Regions from separate parts of the Homo sapiens genome. Here region 2 is linked to region 1. Evidence: chromatin contacts called from ENCODE Hi-C or POLR2A ChIA-PET data. All regions are on one chromosome and are shown on one strand. Each heading gives the region's core, a stretch centred on a gene start or an enhancer-like site at or near the end of the contact. The rest is flanking DNA. Distances are from core to core; before and after follow the strand shown. Region 1 holds the start of ALS2 (alsin Rho guanine nucleotide exchange factor ALS2). Region 2 overlaps CDK15 (cyclin dependent kinase 15).

Region 1 (4,273 bases), core at 201-2,700:
CCAGCTATTTGGGAGGCTGAGGCAGGAGAATCGCTTGAACCTGGGAGGCGGAGGTTGCAGTGAGCCGAGATCGCGCCACTGCACTCCAGCCTGGGCGACAGATCGAGACTCCCTCTAAACAAAACAAAACAAATCAAAACTGGTTGCAGGTAGGTTTTGTGGTAGTGGCTGATGGGATTTGGGATTTAAGGAAATTCACCTCTAGTGGTCTCACTTTCCTCAGAGATGTAAGAGACAAAATTTTTTATTTTTATTTTTACCAAAGCGGGTGAGTGAGTAGAGTTCAGTAAGAGGTTAGAAGAGCGTGAGGGCTGGGAACAGCAGGGGAGGGGAATAGGAGATAATCTGAGTAGCAATGTGTAAATGTGACTGTCTTAGGCTCAGCAATATTGCGTAGTCGCACGTGGAAGTCCCGACTGAAGTTGGACACTTTTCGTTCGCAGTGGTGCCAATTCTCAGGGTTGTGTGATTTTCTGCACCGATGCAGGAGTGAGCAAGGTTGGTTGAACTGTTGCAGACTAACAGTTTTGCAGGTGGGCGAAGGATCAGGGAGGAAATTGAGTTGAGGGTGTTGGTGAATAGGATATAGGAGTTTCAGAACCCGACTACACATCTGTCGTTGATGGTCTAAATATTTGCATGTTTGCAGGTCCAGCGATGGCACAATGCCTAGCAGCAGAAGGTTTGCACCCACTGTGCGACATGAGTGGCAGCTCTGGAAAATCATAAAATCATGGGAGGACTTGAGAGTGCAGGCTGGGTGGGGTGGGACTGTGGCTGCGAAAAACAGTGTTATGAAACTGTGCGCGGGACAAGAAAGCTGATTTTACTGATTGTATATTGGGGAGTACTACGGGAATCACTGGAGAGGCCACTTCATTTTCTCCTATCCCACCCCATCTTTTGGGGTTGCAACTAACCAGTAAGTTTACACATTGAGGATACAATGGCGAAACGGGGCCGCGAGGCGATGACGTCATTCGCGGGAGTAGGGGGGAGAAGCGACCACTGTTAGGGTACTGTCCATAAAGGCAATTTGAAAATATTTCAGCCTTTTTACTTTTATACTTCCGGCCCTTGCAGTTTGAGGTGGTAACAAACGACTGCTGCTCCCAACCACTTTCACCACCGCCTGTTACCATGGGAGCGCTCGGGTAGCTAGGCTTGGACGACTCTATTCTACGTCATCATCAAAGCGCATCTCAGGACTGATAGCTCCGCCCTAAACTAAGGGAGAGACTGTGCTCCCAAGTACGTAGCCTGCAGTGCCTAACGCATTCTCAGCAATTTTGACCCCCAACAGACGCCGTCGACAGTCTCCCAAGAACAATTCCCAGGAGCTCGGATTCCAAGAGCCGCCCGCGCCCTCGTTTACCTTCGCTAGTCGCCCTGCAGCCCCGCCCTGTCCGGAGGCCCCGCCCTCCATGAATCAGCTGATCCCGCGGACCCACTGGGTTGCCAAGCTCGCGCCGGATGCGGAGCGCGGTGCTGCCGGTGGAGCTTCAGGTGAGCGAGTGTGGGTCCCGGGTTGGCTATTGGCTAAGGAGGGCTTATCGGCTGGGACCCCTTGTATGCGGAAGGCCGGGGACAGGGAGCTAGGCGGAGGCTGTGGTCGAGGCCGGAGAGCGCCCTGCGGGGGGCCTGCGGAGACGGCGCCCGCATTTTCCCAGCTCTGGGTGCGATCGACTGCTCCTGCCGGTCCAGCAGCGCCCGAGGCGGCCCCTGCCTTGGCCCCAGGTTCTCCCACTTGCCCCGGTCTCTCCCTCCCCAGACTGGGCGCCGCTGCAGTGGTCTCAGCTGCGTGAAATTCCTTCAAGCCCCCTCTTCCCGCCTCCACCCACGCTGCCTTCCAGCTATTCATTCACGAGAATTTCTTGAATGCCCACACTAGGCGCTGAGCTGATAAACTGGGGTCCGTGGCCTGGAACCCTGCTGAGTGTCCCTGGCGGCCTTGCCACAGGGTGCAAATCGCGTTGAAGAGTGGACCAAGGGCTACTTGAAAAGGCGGTTGCGGAGAAAGAAAATAGCTTTGATAATAAGAATTAGTAGTTTAGGCAAGTCTTTGAGCCTATCAAGTAATTCATCAAGAGGAGAAGATAAGTTATTTTGAGAAGCGAAGCCAGAAAAATAACACAGGTCCTTGACGCTGGTGTTCGTCCTCGGATAATAGGGCTGCTTTGGAGACAGGCAACAGTAGACTGGTAGAATCGTTCTATTGCTTAAGGCTTTGATGGTGGAAGAGAAAAAACACTCTTGTTGAAGTGGCATATCCAAGAACAGTGCTTTCTTTCTGGTTTAGGATGGAGAAGGAACTGACTGCTGTACCCAAGTGAAGATCTTTACTCAGTTACCCTTATATTTGGCTATATGGAATAAAATTGTGTGATATGTTTATTCTGAGCAGGTACAAAACTTCAGCAAACCTATTGGTCCCACATTTTCCCCCCCATTTATCATATGATTTGGAGTGACCGGTTGACCTTTGAGTTAATGAATAATTTAAAGCAGTGAAAAATTTTTTGCAGTAAACTACGGTGTTTTAACCTTGATAACATAAGCATAGTGGTTAAGATTCTAGGCTTTGTATCTGAACATACCCAGAGTCACATCCATTTACATCTTTGATTTTGGGCAAGTTATTTAATCTCTCTGCCTCAGTTCTCTTGTCTCTAAATTGGGGATAAAAATGTTTTCCTGATAACAGTACCTTTACGTGTAATGGTTCATGTATCGTATTTATTACAGTGCCTGTTTTATGGTAAATATTCAATACATATTAGCTGTTTTTATAATTAATTCCTCCCACTACATCATGATCCAAACTGACTCTTTTCTTAAGTGATGGGGAAGGGAACTGAATATTTTAAGGAAGTAGCTATAAAATATGATTTCAAGTTGTTCTGTAGTAATTTTGGTGTTCCATAAGGACATTTTAATGTGAAAAAGATACTGACAGAATCTATACATGGTTTGAATTTATTAGTTTCTAAACTATGACCAGTATTAGCAGATTTAAAATTCATAATTATAGCAAGAAAACGTCAAAGTTGTTTAACAGTGTTAAAATTTGAAACTGTAATGATCCAGAAAAATGAAATACCAAACCGATAATTTTGGGAAAAAAACAAAACTTGAGTGGCATTATGCAGGCCATTTACTTTTTAAATGTACTCAATATAAACAGGAATCCCTTCTCTCCAAATTTCAGTTTTTCAGAATTTGGGCTGTCATTTGAAACACTTACTTTGGGCACTTTGACTGTTAAAGAAGCAAAGGGTATGCTAAGAACTTCAATGAGTCTTGATGTTAGTGTTTTTGTAATTAGGTGGAATCTCCTACCTTTTCATGAAAACTGGGTTTAAAGCAGTAGCTGCTGGGTCCATTCTAATGATAATCTCAAAAATGTGACTGACTTGTAAAAATCTACAATTATTTATTAATGTGAGACTAGGTAAAGTATGAGTTGAAAAACTAGGAAGAAAGGCAGAGTGGTGATTTTTAAGCTTGTATAAAGGAAGGCCCGCTTTGGGTACTATGAGGTACCTTTCTCACTCAGAGGCATGCTGTGAGGATTTGTGACTTTTAAATCATTTAGCTCTTTTTATAACTTTGTGGAATTAAATCTACCACGTATTTCAAGTGTATTCAGGATATGAATTTTCCTGGTAGAGAGTTTTAACAGATTTTTTTCTCTTAACCCTTCATTGATGACCAAACAATTTTGTTGTCTGTAATAAGAAAGTACTCGGTTTTGTAGGGTGTCAGTCCTTAAGAAAATGTTAGGTAGTCATCAATAAAATAGCAACAATCTCTGGCTTGTTTCTTTTTCATATTGCATTTAATTTTCCTTTCCCTGTCTCTTATTCATCTGTATATGTGATGGTGCTTTCTTTAGCTTATGTCTTGATGTTTGCCTGCATGTAGCTGAACTGATTGATCCAGGTGGGTAGAGGAAAAAATATTTAAATTGGTAGTTTTTGGAGCTATTGTATATTTCTTTCAAATTTGAAGAAAATTTACAGTTTTCTCAATACCTATGAGAAAAAGACTGGGGTTTGTTGGCAGAGTTTCGCTTAGCTGCTAGTGAATTATGTCCAGAGAGAAGATCAGCTTTCATCTCATTAATTCCACAAATTGATCATCTCATGTTTCCCTTAATTATCACATTTTAAATATTTTTCTTTTGAGTCATCACACAGTTCTTCAGTTCACATGGCCTCCCTATCAGGAAGGGAGTGGTTTAGACCCAATAATGGCATTTGGGTGGGCTAAC
Region 2 (4,313 bases), core at 335-2,834, 100 kb before region 1:
CTGGTAGCTTTGCTTTTTCTATCTACTTGTCCATCTGTCTATATACATATTTCTGCACACCCACCACCCTGTCACACACATACACAAGCACACACACATGCTCGTGCACTCATGTGCACGAGCACACACACACAGAAGCACACACACCCAATCTTGCCCCCGCCTTTCCCTGTCTCTTGGCACCGGCGCTTTCATCTTCTCCCTCGGGGATTCGAGATGTCGCTGCAGGAAATGCTTGTCCGCCGAGGCAGCAGCAGCAGAGCCCTGTGGCTTTGACAAACCTCATTTAATTGGGAGGAAGCCAGGAGAATTTGAAAGAACTGAAACATCCACGAAACTCCTTTTATCAGGCATAATTTAAACTCTGCATGGAAAAACCCCTATATGTATAAAGAAAAGTCAACTTCCCTCCTGCTGTGAGCACTCCTGGTTTCCCCCGCTAGTGCAGGCAGCCTCCTACAAGATTCCATCTTTTCATTTTTCTAAAAGTGTCAAAGTAGATTTGGGCTCTGTGACTGGGCGAACAGGGAAGGAATACAGATTGTTCTCTCTGTCTCTCTCTCACACACACACACACACATACGCACACACACATATACACACATACACACACAACCTTAGATACCCATGCACCACGGCCCCTCTGTTGGTGGCTTTGCTTTTGGGTCAGCCAGGAAAAATCAAAACCCAAGTTTCTAACAACACATCAGTTTGGACAGTGATTGTTTCTTCCTAATCATCTTGCGTCAAGCAAAAGCTGGAGCCTAGAAAACTCTGAAGATCCCCAGCAATTGTCAGCATGTGGAATAACAGATCCTAAAGGAGGGCCAATGGGGAAAGTTTCTTTAAGTGGAGAGAAGGGAGTGTGTGTGTGTGTGCGTGTGTATGTACATCCAAGCGTGTACACTTGCATGAAGTAATAGAGTTATAAGTCCCAAGTCTGACAGGAGAAAGCTGAAAAGGAACAATCTAGGGGCTTGGACTGGGAAGAGGGGATTGGGATGGGAGTGGCCGGGGAGGAATGGGGCTGAAGTGGGGGCAGAGGTACCAGGAAAGGAGTGAGAACTGTGGATCTGCCTGCAATGTCTTTTGTTCCACCCATATGCCTCTCTCCTCCTTCCAAATTCCACTTTAGATTCACCTCCAGTCTAATCCATCTCATTTGAATTCTTGTTCCTCCAAATAATTGCCTTCAACACACACATAGTCTCTGCACATCTGCAGTTGATTATGCACAGATTTTTTGCTGTTTAGATATGATGTGTGCTGATATGTGTGCGAGGGTGCCCCGTTTCCTCTTCCTCACCCTCTTTTCCTCCCACTTCATAAGAACCTGGAGGCCAAGGACAAGTCTCTTGTTTTCCTCAACTTTTTATAGCACTCAATATGTTCTTGACACTTAATGGCAATTTAATAAATACTAATGACTGACTCTTTCTACAGGGTTAAGTAAGACATTAACCCCAGTTGTATGATTATGGTTATTTTTGGAGATCCTAAATGACTCACTTTAGTCATAAAACAGAATGCCTCAGCAAGTCCCAAACTAAGCGCTTTGGACTGCTGCAGGACGATGTCCTAGACACAGAGGAGCTGCGTCTGCAAACTCTGGCAAGGCGGACCAGGCTGTTTCCACACCTCTTGGGCAGTAGCTCCTCACCCTGTCCCCATCCTTATCTCACTGCACCCCATCGCCACTCCCCCACGCCCCTTCCAGTGTCCTCATCGCAGTTCCAGCCCTTAGGCCCTCCCTCCTAAGCTTTCTTTTCTCTGGCTTAGGACTTCTAAAACCAACCCTGGCTGCTTCTCTCTCTTCTGTTTTTCCTTCCTGGTAGCTTTGCTTTTCTTGTCTACTTGTCCCTTGCTCCTAAAACTATTTTTAGTTGAATGGTGGATTTTTTTTCAAAGAAACCTCACCTAAGGATAGTCCCCCATGACCACTGCCCACATCCTCCTGTAGCCCTTCCTGGCCACAGTCCAAGAAACATGACGGGAGTTCCAACCACATGATCCCTCAGCAGATTTCAGGTTTGGAAGATGACTTCAGGCCCAGGCAGCAAAGGCTGATTCCAAGGTAACTTGTGTTTACAGGAGGTGGGCAGCCTCGGAGGAGACCTCCCTTCCCCCAGCACCCCACCCCGGCACTGCCTTCTGCAGCTTGCTATTACCAATCAAGAAAGGCCCAGCTCCCTCTCAGGACATATCCGCTTCACCTATCATCTTACTCTCCGCAGAAAGGGAGAAGAGTCTTGTTAGAAACACTGGTGTGGCTTCCTGGCAGATGGTAGCTAAGGCAAACAACTCAGAGACAACGTCCATCTCATCCAATTTCTGAGTGTAAATGTGTACCTGTGAAATGTCTGGACCATTACAAAGAGGTCCTTGTAACCTCTCCCCACCAGTGCTTCAGAGTTTGAGAGAAGCTCATGCAAAACTCAGACAAGATTAGGTCCTATCTTGCTTCTCCCAGGCAAACTGATCTCTAACTTCACTCCTGGGGGTAAATGCTATGATTCTCCGGTGCTGAGGCAAACTACTTAAGACACCAAGACTTACACACACACGCACTCACGCACATGCACTCACGCACACGCACACACTCCCTCGCTCACCATCAGGAAGCTGGTACAGCTGAGATGGCAGGGCGCTGAAATAATCATGAACAAGTGCTTCCTGGGCGGAGACGCGGTCTCTGGGAAAGCCTTTTAGCATCTGGGAGGCCAGGTCTTCAGCTTCAGGAACCCTGCCCAGCCTGGAAAAGTGGGAGAGAAAAATAGAGTTTCTCCAGCAGCCTCCCTTCTGAAAAACAAAGGGATAAAAACAAAAAGTAAAGAAAAGGAGATGGCTAGACTTAGATTTTAAGTAGAATTTTCCTGGAATTGCTAAAGTTGATGGCAACTGGAAAAGTAACCCCCATACTAAACTCTTACTGACTGTCCTGTTACTAAGTTGAAGGGGAAAAATCTCCTCATTCTATCACTCAGCTCCCTTGCCCTCCACCGTGTGTCTGGGCACCATGTACACATAAAAGACACAGAAATATAATTATAAACAGAAATATATAATCAAGGATTCTTTTTGGAGGAACACTGCAGCCCCAACCAAGTAGAAAGGCCTGATTCAAAATACGATCGAACTCTGAGAGGCTGAGGTAGGCAGATCACTTGAGGCCAGGAGTTTGGGACCAGACTGGCCAACATGGCGAAACCCTGTCTCTACTAAAAACATAAAAATTAGCTGGGCGTGGTGGCATGCACCTGTAATCCCAGCTACTCAGGAGGCTGAGGCATGACAATCACTTGCACCTGGGAGGTAGAGGCTGCAGTGAGCTAATATTGCACCACAGCACTCCAGCCTGGGCAACAGAACAAGACTCTGTCTCAAACAAACAAACAAAAAACATGTTCAAGGCTCTGGACTCCAAGGGTGGCAAGCACAGAAATCTGGAGGGGGAAAAGCACAGAATTCTAAAGAGGTGATTCTGGAGGGTGAAGCTTGGGTAGAAAATACACTTGTTTGCAGCATTTCTGAAGCTCACCCAGTCTTATTAGTTAGGAAGCTCTCTTGGTTCCCTTGAGATGGAGCAGAGGAAGAGAGAGAATTAAGTACTTAAATCACAGTAAGGACAAATCCTCAAGTTGATCTTATGTTGAAATATATATCTGGAGATGAGCAAATACATTTATTGAGCAACTACTATGTGCTAGTAAGTGGTTGGCTTTGGGAGACACAGGACAAGACTGTCTTCTGGCAGCTCAGGTAGAGGAGTCAGATGTTCATCAAATTATCACACAGATGTCTAAGTACAACTGTGAAGAAAAGAATCCTATGGTCTGACTGTTTGTATCTCTCCAAAATTCAAATTTATGTTGAAACCTAATCACCAAAGTGATAGTATTAGAAAATGGGAACTTTGGGAGGTAATTAGGTTATAAAGGAGGCTTGAGAGAGCCCTTTTGCTCTTTCTGCCCTGTGCAGACACAGTGAGAAGGTGCCATCTGTGAAGCAGAGACCCCTTGCCCAACACCTAAGCTGCTGGCACCTTGGTCTTGGTTTTCCCAGGCTCCAGAGCTGTGAGAAATACATTTCTATTAATTGGCAATCACTCAGTTAAGGTATTTTGTTATAGCAGCCCAGGTATAACATTTTGGTTCCCCTGAGATGGAGCAGAGGCAGAGAGATAATTAAGTACCTAAATCACAGTAAGGACAAATCCTCAAGTTGACCTTATTTTAAGGGTTAAGATAGCCTCAATACCTGACCTATAATGGGAAGAGGTGGTCAGGAAAGGATTTCTTGAGGAAGTGGCATTT

Evidence for each region. A loop is a pair of places that touch in the nucleus more often than their neighbours do. ChIA-PET counts read pairs that join two places held with the same protein, here RNA polymerase II (POLR2A). Pooled maps may share reads with other maps.
Region 2: a pooled map shows a loop between it and region 1 (2.5-fold over the local background). The contact joins the enhancer-like site here to the promoter of ALS2 in region 1. A Hi-C loop is called at or near these places in 5 of 50 pooled maps. POLR2A ChIA-PET finds 5 or more read pairs at or near these places in 6 of 52 experiments (A673, AG04449, AG04450 and 3 more).

The regions. Positions count from the first base shown.
Region 1 is chr2:201,778,110-201,782,382 of GRCh38, reverse strand. ALS2 (alsin Rho guanine nucleotide exchange factor ALS2) reads left to right here and starts at 1,450. Exons shown (of 34, transcript NM_020919.4): 1 at 1,450-1,506. RefSeq lists enhancers at 1,091-1,160, 1,171-1,400, 1,411-1,480 and a silencer at 1,611-1,780.
Region 2 is chr2:201,878,467-201,882,779 of GRCh38, reverse strand. CDK15 (cyclin dependent kinase 15) reads right to left here. Exons shown (of 14, transcript NM_001366386.2): 12 at 2,613-2,752. Among named protein-coding and RNA genes, the nearest start is that of CDK15, 74 kb to the right of the region's middle. Within about 2 kb of position 1,584, at least 3 of the 41 ENCODE cell types and tissues checked have a DNase peak (open chromatin) inside an H3K27ac peak, as active enhancers do; they include IMR-90, where a contact is called at or near this core.